Regions from separate parts of the Homo sapiens genome. Here region 2 is linked to region 1. A link is a contact called in ENCODE Hi-C or POLR2A ChIA-PET data. All regions are on one chromosome and are shown on one strand. The core of a region is the stretch at or near the end of the contact, and the rest is flanking DNA. Distances in the headings are between cores, read along the strand shown. Region 1 holds the start of ITGB1 (integrin subunit beta 1). Region 2 overlaps NRP1 (neuropilin 1).

Region 1 (7,069 bases), core at 137-2,636:
GATACCTTTAAAATTCAAGAATGTTGAGTTCTAATGGCAGTTTGACCATTGAGATATTAATATAGGAACATCATTTAGCCTCTTAAGCTTGAACATCCATTAAGTGGGAAAAATAGTGCTCATTTCCTAGAGGTCTTCAGATTGGCTAATCAAGTTTTGATTTTGCTGGTAAGTAATGAGCAAATTTTCTTAGATGTGATCGCTTCATTTTCTCTTATATTGATTGGCAGCAGCCAAATGGGCATTCCAGTCCCTAATCTCCTGCAAGAGAAACACTTCTATTTCATAAATCTGGTAATTTTTGAGCTCTTTTCCCAACAGGGTGCTGCAGCTCACCAAGCGGAACCCACAGCATTTTCTGCTACCAGGATAGCAGCTTGCCAGTAGCATATACTAAATTACTGGGTTTCAGTATGATTTTGGCTGGTACAGACTTCAATCATCGAATCGACATGCGTTCAGCCATTCTCATAATGAATGTTTCCTTCTCTTTCAAACGTTGTTTCCAGCCCCAATCTCCAAATTTTTTTTTTTTAAGAGGTGAAACAGAAACTGTACTCCTTAGGAAGAAACTTTTCCTTCTCATCCCTGTTCCCCATAAAGGTACCTCCAGATAAATCTATCAAAAGCAGGACGCAACTCACCAGGTTTTCTAAAACGTTCCCCAGTCTCACCACCCTTCGTGACACCCATGGGTTTCCCAATTCTTCACCTTTCTCTTAGACACAGGCAAGCACATTATCACTCCAGAAAAGCAGTCCTGGCTTAGCCAGTTCCCTTCCAGAAGGACCACGTGGTTTTTGGCCCCATGGAGCCCTGCAGGGTAGGGGGGCTCACGGTCCCGATTTGCCTCGGGACTCAGGGGGCTTCCGAGATGCAGGATCTCCCGGGCTCGAAACGGGACATCAGTGGACAAACGGGAGCGAGGGTCGAACGCGCGGCTCCGAGGAAGAGGAACTTAAAGAACACGGGCCCAGCAGGCTACACCAGGAACGCGCGGGGCTCTAGGGCGCGTCCGACTCCTCCCGCCCTTCGCAGAGGAGGAAACTGAGGCACGGCGACTGTCTCAACGCAGTCCCGGCCCTGCCCCCCGCGGCCTCCCTCAGGCGCGCTCCCGCGCAGCCGGTTCCTTTGTCCCGGTCGCACTTCCTGCCCCATCCTCCGCCTCCTCCTAGCCCCGGGCCGGGCTGACGCGGCGGGAGAGGAATGCGTTTCCGGAGGGAGAGGGCGGCGGCGGCCTCGGGAGCGGGATCAGACGCGCAGAGGAGGCGGGGCCGCGGCTGGTTTCCTGCCGGGGGGCGGCTCTGGGCCGCCGAGTCCCCTCCTCCCGCCCCTGAGGAGGAGGAGCCGCCGCCACCCGCCGCGCCCGACACCCGGGAGGCCCCGCCAGCCCGCGGGAGAGGCCCAGCGGGAGTCGCGGAACAGCAGGCCCGAGCCCACCGCGCCGGGCCCCGGACGCCGCGCGGAAAAGGTAGGGGCCGGCGGGCCTCGGGTGTGGGAGCGCGGGCCGCGGCCTCCGGTCTCCTGTGCGCGGCAGCACTTAAAGCCGCCGGCCGGGCCGCGCCGGGACCTTTGTGCCGGGCGTGGGGGTGGGGGCGGGGGCGGGGGCGGGGGCGGCCGCCAGCGGTTGGGGGCTGGGGCAGGATTCCAGGCTAGTCCAGGAGGAAGTCCGCACGCCGCCACCCGCCTCGGGTCCCCGGCGCTGGCAGCCCCCGGGCGCAGAGCCAGCCCAGCCGCGTTCCGAACGTGAGGGTCGCCGGCCTGGGCGCTGTCACGTCGGGGCTGCCGGAGCTGCGGGGGACCGGGCCCGAACGGCCCCTGACACCTGCGGTCTCCCGCCGGGCTGGGCAAGCGCAGGTGGGAGCCAGCGAGGCCACCCGGGGCTCGGCGTTTGGGACTCGGCGCTCCCCTGGACGGGTCCGGTGCCTTTGTCTCTCGCTCCCTCGCGAGCTGCTGTCCTTGGAGCAGCGTCGAGCCAGCCGTCGGCGCCCGCGACGGGGACTGGTCTCCTCCGGCTGCCAGGAGGCGGCCCTGGGGCCAGCGCCGCGGGCGGGGGCGGCGGGAGCCGGGTAGAAGTTGGCTTAGTGGAGCCGCTGGGGACCGGGGGTGCGGTGGCGGCAGTGCAGTCCACTTCCCCGTGTTTATAAACGTCAAGAGTCGCCGGTCCCTGCCGGGCACCCCGGGACCAGGACGCATGGCCATGGCCAGCTTGTGCTCAGACCCGGTCCGCGAGCCTGAGAGCCCGGCCTGTGTCTAGTATCATTTTACCGCGTGTCATTTCTTAGGCTTCATAAATTGGATTTATGAGACTCCTACTCTCTAAGTAACTTTTATTTAATCAAATTCGTGCTTTTGAGTCCAAAACTTTGCACTCATTGGTATGATCATTAGTAAGTTGCATTCTCTAAGCTTCCGTTTCCTCATCTGTGAAATAGGAACAGTAATATCTACATTAATAATTCATTTTTATAATAATGACAGTGAGGGCCAAGTTTAGCTCTAGGCATTTTACATGTATTATTTAATTCTGGAACCGCTCTAATGAGATTGGTACTGTTTCGATTCCCATTTTCCGAGTGAAGAAACTGAGGCACAGGGAGCAAAAGTAAGTTGCCTGTGGTCATCAGGAGCTCCTGGAGAAGGCATGGGGTCTAGTTCCAGAGTCCGCGTTTAAACCACAAGTAACCTTCCTAACTATAGTTCTGAAAATCAAATGCAAAATGTAAAAAACTTAGCTTGAGAGTAGATGCTCAATGAGTATTGACTCCTTTTCAGCCCTTCTTTTATAGTAAAAAGATGTTAAAAATATCTCGGAAGATAATTGGTAACATCATTGGTAAGGTTTCTTTGGGCCAACATGCCACATGGTTAACTTAGGTGGGTAGAATTACTAGGTTATTTCGTTTTGTTTTGAGACAGGGTCTCTGTTGCCCAGGCTGGAGTGCAGAAGAGCCATCACAGCTCACTGCAGCCTCAACCTCCGAGGCTTAAGTTACTTTTCCACCTCAGCCTCTTGAGTAGCTGGGACTACAGGCGCCTGCCACCGTGCCCGGCTAATTTTTTTATTTTTTGTAGAGACAGGATTTCACTATGCTGCCCAGGCTGGCCTCAAACTCCTGGGCTCAAGCTGTCCTCTCTCACCGAGCTCCCAAAGTGCTGGGATTACAGGCGTGAGCCCCTGAACCTGGCCCTTAGGTTTTTTTATTTTTTTTTTTTTAATTGTAGTTTTAATGCTACAAAAATAACATGCTAGAGGAATTTAGATTAGACACCTTTCTTAAACCACATACGTCCTTTACGATAGGTTATACAGTAGACCAATTTTAGAAATGATTAAGGAACTTCAGTTGGCAGTTACCTGTTCATTTGTGGACATCAAGGCCCAGAGGGGTTAGGACTTAGAGTCTCACTATAATTCTCATATTTTTAAATAATGTTGACTCATTGATCAATATTATATAAGTGACTGAAGATGGTGAAGTGTTAAATAAAAAACATTGGTATTTTCATTACAGGCATTTGGGGAGAAAGTCATTTTACTTATCCCAAAATTGAGTATGAAGGTGGAAGATGTTATTAGAATGCTAGTTAAAAGGACAAAGAATGTGGTTAATACTTTAATTCTGTAAACAGGAAGCAAATAGATTGTTTAACTCGTCTGTGTTGACTTCAGACCTAAACCTACAATTTTAAGTGTTTGTGATTTTCTTAATGTAAAGTTCTATATTAAAGTTATTTTTTAATACCCTCAACATTCTGCACATGAGAAGCATGGAATCAGCAATTCTGAAAGTCACTGGATTTAGTAATTTTAACAATTAGGCAGCTTTCTGGTCAGTATAATTTAATTTAAATCAGCCCCGAATTACCATCACGAATGAAAATGTAGCTCTACATTGGTGTTCTTCCTAACTCTGGGAGTGACACTGGGGACATCTGGTCATATTATAATAATGAAAAGTGGTCAAACAACTTAACATGGTGCCAGTTTTCCTAAGCGTGCTTGCCACTGATTGTAATGCTTTTATTGTTTGGCTTCTTGATAAGTAAGTTATGGCTTACAGCGGTGAGTAGTATAGTGTTCTGTCTGAAAACATATTCATTAATATTCTGTAGCTGCTCTGGTTTGCCCTTAACTATGCTGCTAGTGTGATAAGCTGAAACATCTTGTAACTGGTAAAAGTTTCAGAGAACTTAACTTTCTGAATATGTAACAAGCTGCATGTATCTGAAAGGGTTCATTTAGACTTCTGTTAGATATTAGCAGATTTTCTCACTCTGCCAGAGAGTTAGGATCTGTTAGGTTGTGGGTGGAATCCTGGAGATTATGCCGGGTAAATATGTAAGTACCTGTATTGTATTAGCAGTGTTTACTCTGACTTGGTTTTAGGTTCTGAGAGTTTGGCTGGTTATTTTTTCAGAGGTGGGAGGTATGGAGTAGAGACGTTAAGATACAGAAAGGTACATTCGTCTTCTGAATCCTGAAGTGTTATGCTAGAGGTATCTATAGCTGTGGAAAACTGAAAAGATATTATGGTATGTACCCAGCTTAAAGGGGGTACAGTCCGTAAAAGTCAGAATATTAGCAGCCTTCCAATATGTCTGTCGGTAGGTGAAAAAAAAAGTTTCTCTCTTTCAGGAGCTGTGTACAAAAGGATCCAAACTATACTTTGTACATTTGTTATTGTTTTAAAAGTGGCTGTGAGTTTTTAGAGGTCAGCTAACTTTAAACTTGCCGTTTGGTTTGTGACTTTAGAAGGTAGAGTTAACTATATTTAGCAATATGCTTAAGCGTGTGCATATCACCTCATGAAACGTGTGTGTGCATGAGAAAAGCTGCCTCCAGTACACATACATATGTATATACACACATACACACAAGCACATATATGTATGTATTTCTTATAGGACCAATCTCATTGTACATAATTTCAAAGCACAGGTTCCTATCTCCAGGGATGCATAAAAAGACTCACTGAAGTATAGGGAGAAAATTTTAGGTCTACTATTATGTTTGTTGATCTCATCACTTTAAAATTTAAAATTTTGATTATGATTGATAATCTTACTATATTGCTGTAGAAGTACATGTATCTGAATTTATAAATTGCATTTATTTTGGGTACAGGTATGCCTAGAATTTTTTTGCTGATAAAGGTGAGTGGTCAGAAAGCTTTGCAGATCCCTATATGGAGGATGATTTGAGTGGGGTTCAAGAACTACTGTATTTGGGAGGGAGAACTGATAAGACTTGATAAGAGAAATAAAAGAAACCCAGTGTGACACTGGTTTCTGGCTAGGAGGTGCTGTTCACTGAGGTGAGAGGGTGACCACAAGCTGGGGGTGCTGGTTGGCTGGAGCAGAGGGGAAATGATGACCTTATGAGGCCAAGTTTTTTTTTTTAAGGTGACCATGGGACATAGGTGGAGATGTCTAAATTGCAGTTGAATACACAGATTGAGAGCTTAAAAAAAGAAAAAACTCTGAGAGATTTCAATTTGACAATTCTTAGTCTATTGCTGGTTGAAGCTATAGGCTGTGCATGCAAACACCAAAGGAGGGTGTGGAGTGAAAAACGGGCTGAAGGAGGACCTGGGAACACTTTTAATAGTCAAGGGGGGGTGGAGGAAGAGGAATCTAGAAAAGCATTTACCTTCCCCAGTTTCTTCTCTGAACTTCTAATTCCTTTGAGTGGCATTTTTGTGAGTGACATAGGTATTTCTGGGTTTTTCCAGTGATTGGCATGTTTGAGTTAAAGACAGAAAGACTTCATTGGTCACATTTCTTTGTGGTAATTTATTTTCAGATACCTGATCAGAGAAGCAGTTTGATGTACTAAAGGCTTCTCGATTGGGAGACAGGAAACCTGGGTGTCAGTGCCGGGTCTGCCACTGAATTTCTGTGTGACCTTTGTCAGAGTACTGTACTTCCAGAGCGTTGGTTTCCACATCTACCCTATAAAGCAGCCTGCATGTTTCTCTCATTCTCTCGTTCGAGGAGTTGGAGGATAGCTGCTGCCTGATGTAAGTAGAGTGCAGTTCTCTCTCCATGAGCAACTTTTTTTTTTTTTGTATCACCAGAGAGTGTAGGCACTGTGCCACTTACTCTGTTAAGGATACCTGCCAGCGCTGACCAGCAACATCTGTCCCTGTCAGCTCTGCATCAGGATGTAGCTTGGCTGTACATTACATTTTATTCTATCAGTACATTGAGTACCAGTTACCTGAAAAATGCTTTACTCAGTGGACATGAATCAAGAAGTTGGCATGCTCTTTGATGTTGAGTCTGTTGTCTAATTGGAACAAGTTGTGTTCAGTTCAGGAAAACATAAATACCAAAGAGTGTTTTATACAATGTACTGTACCATAAAATACTGTACCATGTAATATTCCCTAACAATGTTAGAAAAATCTCAGCATTGGCTTGTGTGGTTTTGGAACACGTTGTGTAGGAGATGAGGCCTGAGCTTGGAATGGTATGAGCGAAGGTTGGATGACAGATGGTTGTCACATTCAAGGACAGCATGGGAAGAATCCAATCTAATTTCACAGATAGTACCTGGCCACTTTGTTACCTATTAGGAGTTATGTATAATATCATATATATCAGAAGGATATGTGAAGGCTATATAAAATGAAGGCCTGGGTTCTTGCCCTCCAATACTAGCCTGATGAGAGACACAGACATGAATACAATTAGTTACAATAGAAGTTTGAATAGAAATAACACTATATTATTAAGCATCACTGAAGATTTGTCATTCACTCTGCTGGGCACTATCAAAGCTGTTTTGGAACCACAGAGAAGGAGTAGTTAATTAAGTTGATTGTGGTTGGTGAGGAGATGAAGAGGCAATAAAGACAGAAAGGAAGAAGAAAAATCAGCATTCTATTTTGTGTAGGGAGTATAGTTTCAGTGGAGTGATGAGGAAAATATTTACATACGAAATTAGGTATGTACCATTTGGAGTATGGAAGTCACATTTTTCTGTATAAATGTTTATTGAATGAATATGTAAATAACTTAAGCTTTCGTAATCTATGAAATTAGCAATAGATTATTCTTCTCC
Region 2 (6,202 bases), core at 3,095-5,594, 310 kb before region 1:
ACTATCAAAGACAAAGGTGTCAGAAAAGGGGCTAGGAATAGCCTTTTATTTTCAGTTTTCTTAGAGATCTGAAGACAGTTGAAGGAGAAAAGAGAGATTTGTCACTAACTCATGAAGAATTCTTTGTGTTCCTTCCAAAGGAACTCAGCTCCCTACGTATCTGTTAGTCTCAGATGTAGCAAAGCTTCCTATCCTGCTCTCCAAGCCCATTCTTCAGACTTGAAGTCTTCTTTTGTTCTTTGTCTTCTTGACTTCCCACATCCAATACGGCATCCACTGCTTTTTAATTTTCATCCAAAGGTCTCAAAGACTCTCAGCTTCTTTTCCATGTCACTGCCATTAACCAAATAGGCCCAGTTGTGGCCCTCCCATGTGACTCTATCCTGCTCACAGCTTCTCAAACAGGCAGGAAGCCACTGTCCTCAAAATGTCCACACTGGGTCTCTGTCACCCCACTGGGCAAGATTGAGGTCCTGCTCAAAACAGCATCAACTGCATAAAAATCATTAATATAATTCATTTATGAAAACATATATATATGTATACACACACACACAAAAGCACAGGTCATGAATGTTTTTCCCTCAAAAGCCCTTTAATGATATTATAGAATTCATGGATCATTATTCTTTTGAAGATACAGTACTTCTTTCAGGATGCAGCAATTTCAAGTTTCCTGAAAACACATAAATTACACTAATCATAGTTTAATGCAACCAGAATGGCCTTGAGGTTTCCGGTGTGAGGTCACAGTTCTAAGAGACATTTAGGCCATTCCAGAGTCCCCGGGTTGCATTGCTCCAGGGTCATCTTTGCCTGACAGTCAACAAGGCCAGCCCCGCTTCTTCCTGCCTTCCTGGAGCCATGTTGGACCGCCCTAATTCTCCTCCTAAGAGCCCCTCTTTTCCTTCTACATGTCTCTTCCCAGATGCTGAAACTTTGGGCCACCAGCCCTACATTTATTTCCAATCGCCTAAAGAGATTTCTCTAGGAAACTCAAGCCTCCCCACTGATCTCTGTTCCCATCCTTCCCTTGGTCTTCAGGCCCAGATGCTGGAAGAAGCTGCTGCTGTTTCCTATGGGTCTCAGTGCAAGGGGGACGGGGGACGGGGGTGGGTGCCATTTACTGAGGGCAGACTTGGTCACTTGATATATGTTATGTGATTGAGAGTTTGTGCATTTAATAATAATTCCAAAGAGAGTATCTTGACTGTTATTATTCTCTGTCCTTATTGTCCTTGGCAACTAAATGGTGGCATTCCTTATAGCTATACAAGTTACTCCTGTTCTTACAAGTAAAGAGGAGAGCTCATGTTCACTAACTCCAAATGCCTGTGTGAGTGCCACTTACTCCTAGGCACCCAGGGCTGTTGGCCTCACTCCTGCTCATCTCCTGTGTTGTATTCTCATCTCCTGTGTTCTCAAACTGCTGTAAAGAAATACCTGAGACTGGGTAATTTATAAAGGAAAGAGGTTTAATTGGCTCACAGTTCTGCAAGCTGTATAGGAAGCTGATGTTCACACCTGCTCAGCTTCTGGGTAGGCCTCAGGAAACTGACAATCATGGCAGAAGGCAAAGGGGAAGCACATGTCACAATGGCCGGAGCAGGAGCAAGAGAGAGGGGAGGGGAGGTGCTACACGTTTTTTTGTTTTTTGTGTTTTGTTTTGAGACAGAGTCTCACTCTGTTGCTCAGGCTGGAGTGCAGTGGCACGATCTTGGCTCACTGCAATCTCCGCCTCCCGGGTTCACGCCATTCTCCTGCCTCAGCCTCCCAAGTAGCTGGGACTACAGGCGCCCGCCACTATGCCCGGCTAATTTTTTGTATTTTTAGTAGAGACGGGGTTTCACCGTGTTAGCCAGGATGGTACACGTTTTTAAACAACCAGTTCTCATGAGAACTCACTTACTATTGCAAGGACAAGGCCAAGAGGGGATAGTGCTAAACTATTCATGAGAAATCCACCCCCATGATTCAATCACCTCCCACCAGACCCCACCTCCACCATTGGGGATTACAATTCGACATGAGATTTGGTGGGGACACAGATCCAAACACTATCACGTGTATTCACCATGGACTTTCTTAACCCCTTTTCTGCCATTGTCCTTTTGCGAGAAAGTGCTTCTTCAACTATGGTAAACTGAAACAACAGTGAATAAGGAAAATATTAAAACAAATTTTGGTGTATAGTGGACAAAATATGAAGTTACAGAATCTTTAAATTGGAAGAGATTTTAGTTTTCAAATTCTAAAGTCCAACTCACATTTGTCATGCGCAGAATTTGAGAACCAGAAATGTTGAGAGGCCACCCAAGTTTACACAGCGGGTGAGTGAATCTCAGGACTGGGATTCAGGTCTCCTGGGGCTCCATCCAGTTCTTGTCCATCGCCCCATGGAATGTCCCCATGTTTTGTCGAAATACACAAGAAAACCTGGGATCACTTCCATAGCATGACAAGGGCAAAGTGAAAGCACCAAAATTCACTTGCTTTTGAAAGTATGACCTTAATTCCTGTCATTTTTTTCTCAATAAATCTTAATCTGAACTGAAACATTTTATCTTTTTAAGAAGGAGAAAATATTAGTATCTGCATGAAACCTTGCTGTTTCATGCAGATACTAATAAACCATGGCTTACAAGAATGTAGCCAAAGCGGTTTTTTCCCCAGGGAAGAGTTTGGAGGTCTCCAGGGTAACTGTTTCTACACTGTGGATATAAAATCCTAAAGGGTCCCCAATATCATGTATGTATATATATATTTTTTCTTTGTGGATAAATGACTCAAATTAGCATAGTCGCTGTCATCTCAGAAGCCACCAGAGTAATTTAGAAACTAAGATTATAAACCATACAGCACATGTCATAATCTCTACCTGGAACTGACCTGGCGAATTGCCACGTTACCAACTTTTGAACCAGAATCAAATAGATAAGCATTTGCAGCTCTCATGGTGAAGGGTGAGCCACGTCCAAGAAGGTTTGAGAGGTATTTCAAATAAGTCAGACCTCTGCAGACCAGGTTTACTGGGCCCATCTAAGAATTCTTCTGCATCTGCAATGCCATGGATCCATGGATAGCCGATATGTGCATGAGGAGGAAAGGATTGATTTGTTTTCTCAACAGGCTGCCAGATGCACTCTGTTGGTATTCAGCCTCCTGACCTGAATCACTAAAACTAGAGACCTGCTAGTTAGTTAACTTTAATCTCTATTGATGTCTAATAAGTCGCCTCTAGTTGCCTGGCACTTTGGGAGAATGTTTAGTTAAGAACAATCTCAACAAAGCACCTTATTTAGAATTGAATCCTTGCATGTCATTGCCGGGGCCCCATCACGTCTGCCTTCAAGCCACTGTGAGAAAATGATGCAGGAAAAGAGTTGTTGAACTGAACACCCCCAGATTTGATCCTGAAATTCAAAAGGATAAAGACTTCTCTGATTCACAAGTGTCTTAAGTGTAGCTATTTGAAGATCATAGCAGCAGGTGGTATTCAGGGACTGAGCTGATGTGCTCATGTTGGTAGAGAAGGCAGTTTTGGGTTTTTTTGGTTGTTGTTTGTTTGTTTGTTTGTTTGTTTTTTGAGGCGGAGTCTGGCTGGCTCTGTCACCCAGGCTGGAGTGCAGTGGTGTGATCTCGGCTCACTGCAACCTCTGCCTCCCGGGTTCAAGCAATTCTCCTGTCTCAGCCTCTTGGGTAGCTGGGATTACAGGTGCCCACGACCACGCCCAGCTAATTTTTCTATTTTTAGTAGAGACTGGGGTTTCCCTATGTTGGCCAGGCTGGTCTCGAACTCCTGACCTCAGGTGATCCGCCCACCTCAGCCTCCCAAAGTGCTGGCATTACAGGCATGAGCCATTGTGCACACCCGGCCAAGAAGGGCAGTTTTTGAATTGTGTAGTGAATACCACCCTATGCTGGTTACCATGAATTGAAATTGGAGTCATTCATACAGGCATAAGGTCAACCTGCACTATATGCATGGATGCTCTTGACCAATTTCAATGACAAATCACCATAATTTGTAAAGTCCTGGTGGTACTGAACAGTCATTAAAATTACACATTATAAATATATGCATTACACACACACACACATCTATTAACATGCAATTTTAGAATGGCGTACTATACTGTGTCTGATACTTCGGGGAAGGTTAGGATGTCAGCATTGATATCAGGTGACTTCCGGCATCATGGCCTGTAATCACAGTTTATCGTGCCCTCACTAACAGCCACACTTTACCGGCCCACCTGTGTCAACACCACTCAGAATGAGTCACTCACCCTTGGTACATGTACGAATTACCTTTCACATTTCGTTTGTCAAAGAGGCATAGGTCACATCTGGCAGAGTTACTGAGTCACTGGTGTAGGAATCTGAAACCCAAACTGCCTCCACTGAATTCTCTCCCTCGCCTTTATAAATGTTCTATTTCACCAATAAAGGGCTGTCAGCCTCAAGATTTAAAGGTTTAAGCTTGAAGGGGCCATAATTATTTCTCTAGGGCTCTGTTGAGATTTCTGCAGCTTACTCATTCATTGTTCCCACATGATTTTATATTTGTCATATTTTTCCCTGCAACAGCAGAAGTCTTTAAATTGCTCCATACAAATGGAAAGCTAAGGTTAACACAATAAATCTGAACTTGACTTTCCATACCCATTTTACTAATATGAAAAGGCTGACTAATACATGATTAGAACAGTGGTTATACTGGCGGGCTTTTATTAGAAAGATGTTCTGTCTTTACCCAGGTTATTTCTTGGGGAAGTTGTTTAAGTGGGATTTTCACTTTACTCCTTTTTCTCTTCTACTCATAGGTCCTGAATGTTCCCAGAACTACACAACACCTAGTGGAGTGATAAAGTCCCCCGGATTCCCTGAAAAATATCCCAACAGCCTTGAATGCACTTATATTGTCTTTGTGCCAAAGATGTCAGAGATTATCCTGGAATTTGAAAGCTTTGACCTGGAGCCTGACTCAAATCCTCCAGGGGGGATGTTCTGTCGCTACGACCGGCTAGAAATCTGGGATGGATTCCCTGATGGTAAGAATGACAGGAAGCACCCCAAAAAGGGAAGGTTCTGGAGGAAGGGCACCAGTATTCTTTTACAAGTCTCATGATACATGAATCATTAAAAAAAACCTCAAAAGGACACTGGAAAACAAAGCAAAACTCTCTATATTCAGAGCAGTGATGAAATATTTGAGCTCAAGAAGACCTTAGTAATTATCTAGTCCAATTCCTTCATTTTATAGATAAGAAGCTGAGGCCATGAAAGATTACAAAAGGTTCTTTTAGCTATTTTTGTGATATAATTGAGACAAACACATAGTTTTTCTCTCTAAACTATTTTGCTCATCCACTGACCTGGCTACTCATCATTAATTCACAGATTGTAAGAGGATGGGCTCTTAGTAATTCCATTACATCAAACCACTCATTTTATAAATGCAGAGACCAAGGACCTGAGAGGTTGAGTACTTAATAAAATTTTAAGGCTAAACTATGCATCCGTTATGCTACAAAACAAAAATTTGGAAAAGGAACGAGAATGTTTGGGCATTCCTAATTTAGACAGGTTCCCTGTACATTCTCTACAGATTTTTCATCTTAGGGAATTTGAGTCACCTCAATACATCATTTATAGTCATTGACCTATGCATTCATATACCTAAAAAATATTTCCTGAGCATCTGTCATGTACCAGGCACCATCCTAGCCACAGGGTAAGCAAAACAATGAAAGATGCTGCCCTTTGGAGTTTCTCTTCTGCCAGGTAGAAGGAAACAATAAACAATGCACGTTACAAATAAATGAATTATGTGCATGAAATGTTAGAAGGTGAGAAGTGCTATAAACAAATCTCCCCAAATGAAAGCAAGAAAAAGTACAGCAGAGTCAAGGGATGAGAAGTTGGGAGTGGGGAGGTATAGGTTGAAATTTTAAATAGGGTGGTGAGGTTAGACTTTTTTTTTTTTTTTTTTTGAGACAGAGTTTTGCTCTTGTCACCCAGGCTGGAGTTCAGTGGAGCAATCTCGGCTCACTGCAACCTCCGCCTCCCAGGTTCAAGCAATTCTTCTGCCTCAGCCTCCCGAGTAGCTGGGATTACAGGTGCACACCACCACACTCAGCTAATTTTTGCATTTTTGGTAGAGACGGGTTTTCACCATGTTGGCCAGGCTGGTCTCGAA

Evidence for each region. Hi-C counts contacts between places; a loop is a spot of excess contacts on that map. ChIA-PET counts read pairs that join two places held with the same protein, here RNA polymerase II (POLR2A). Pooled maps may share reads with other maps.
Region 2: a loop to region 1 is called in a map of Caco-2, with 2.0 times the contacts of the local background. The contact joins the enhancer-like site here to the promoter of ITGB1 in region 1. A Hi-C loop is called at or near these places in 2 of 168 maps with a recorded cell type or tissue (Caco-2 and endothelial cell of umbilical vein) and 8 of 50 pooled maps. POLR2A ChIA-PET finds 5 or more read pairs at or near these places in 2 of 52 experiments (A549 and BJ).

Annotation. Positions count from the first base shown.
Region 1 is chr10:32,952,547-32,959,615 of GRCh38, reverse strand. It overlaps ITGB1 (integrin subunit beta 1), which reads left to right and starts at 1,386. Exons shown (of 16, transcript NM_002211.4): 1 at 1,386-1,471. RefSeq lists an enhancer at 814-863 and silencers at 1,034-1,613, 1,684-2,133, 2,527-2,688.
Region 2 is chr10:33,262,498-33,268,699 of GRCh38, reverse strand. NRP1 (neuropilin 1) reads left to right here. Exons shown (of 17, transcript NM_003873.7): 4 at 4,827-5,054. Among named protein-coding and RNA genes, the nearest start is that of NRP1, 69 kb to the left of the region's middle. RefSeq lists an enhancer at 3,775-4,974. Within about 2 kb of position 4,344, at least 10 of the 41 ENCODE cell types and tissues checked have a DNase peak (open chromatin) inside an H3K27ac peak, as active enhancers do; they include endothelial cell of umbilical vein, where a contact is called at or near this core.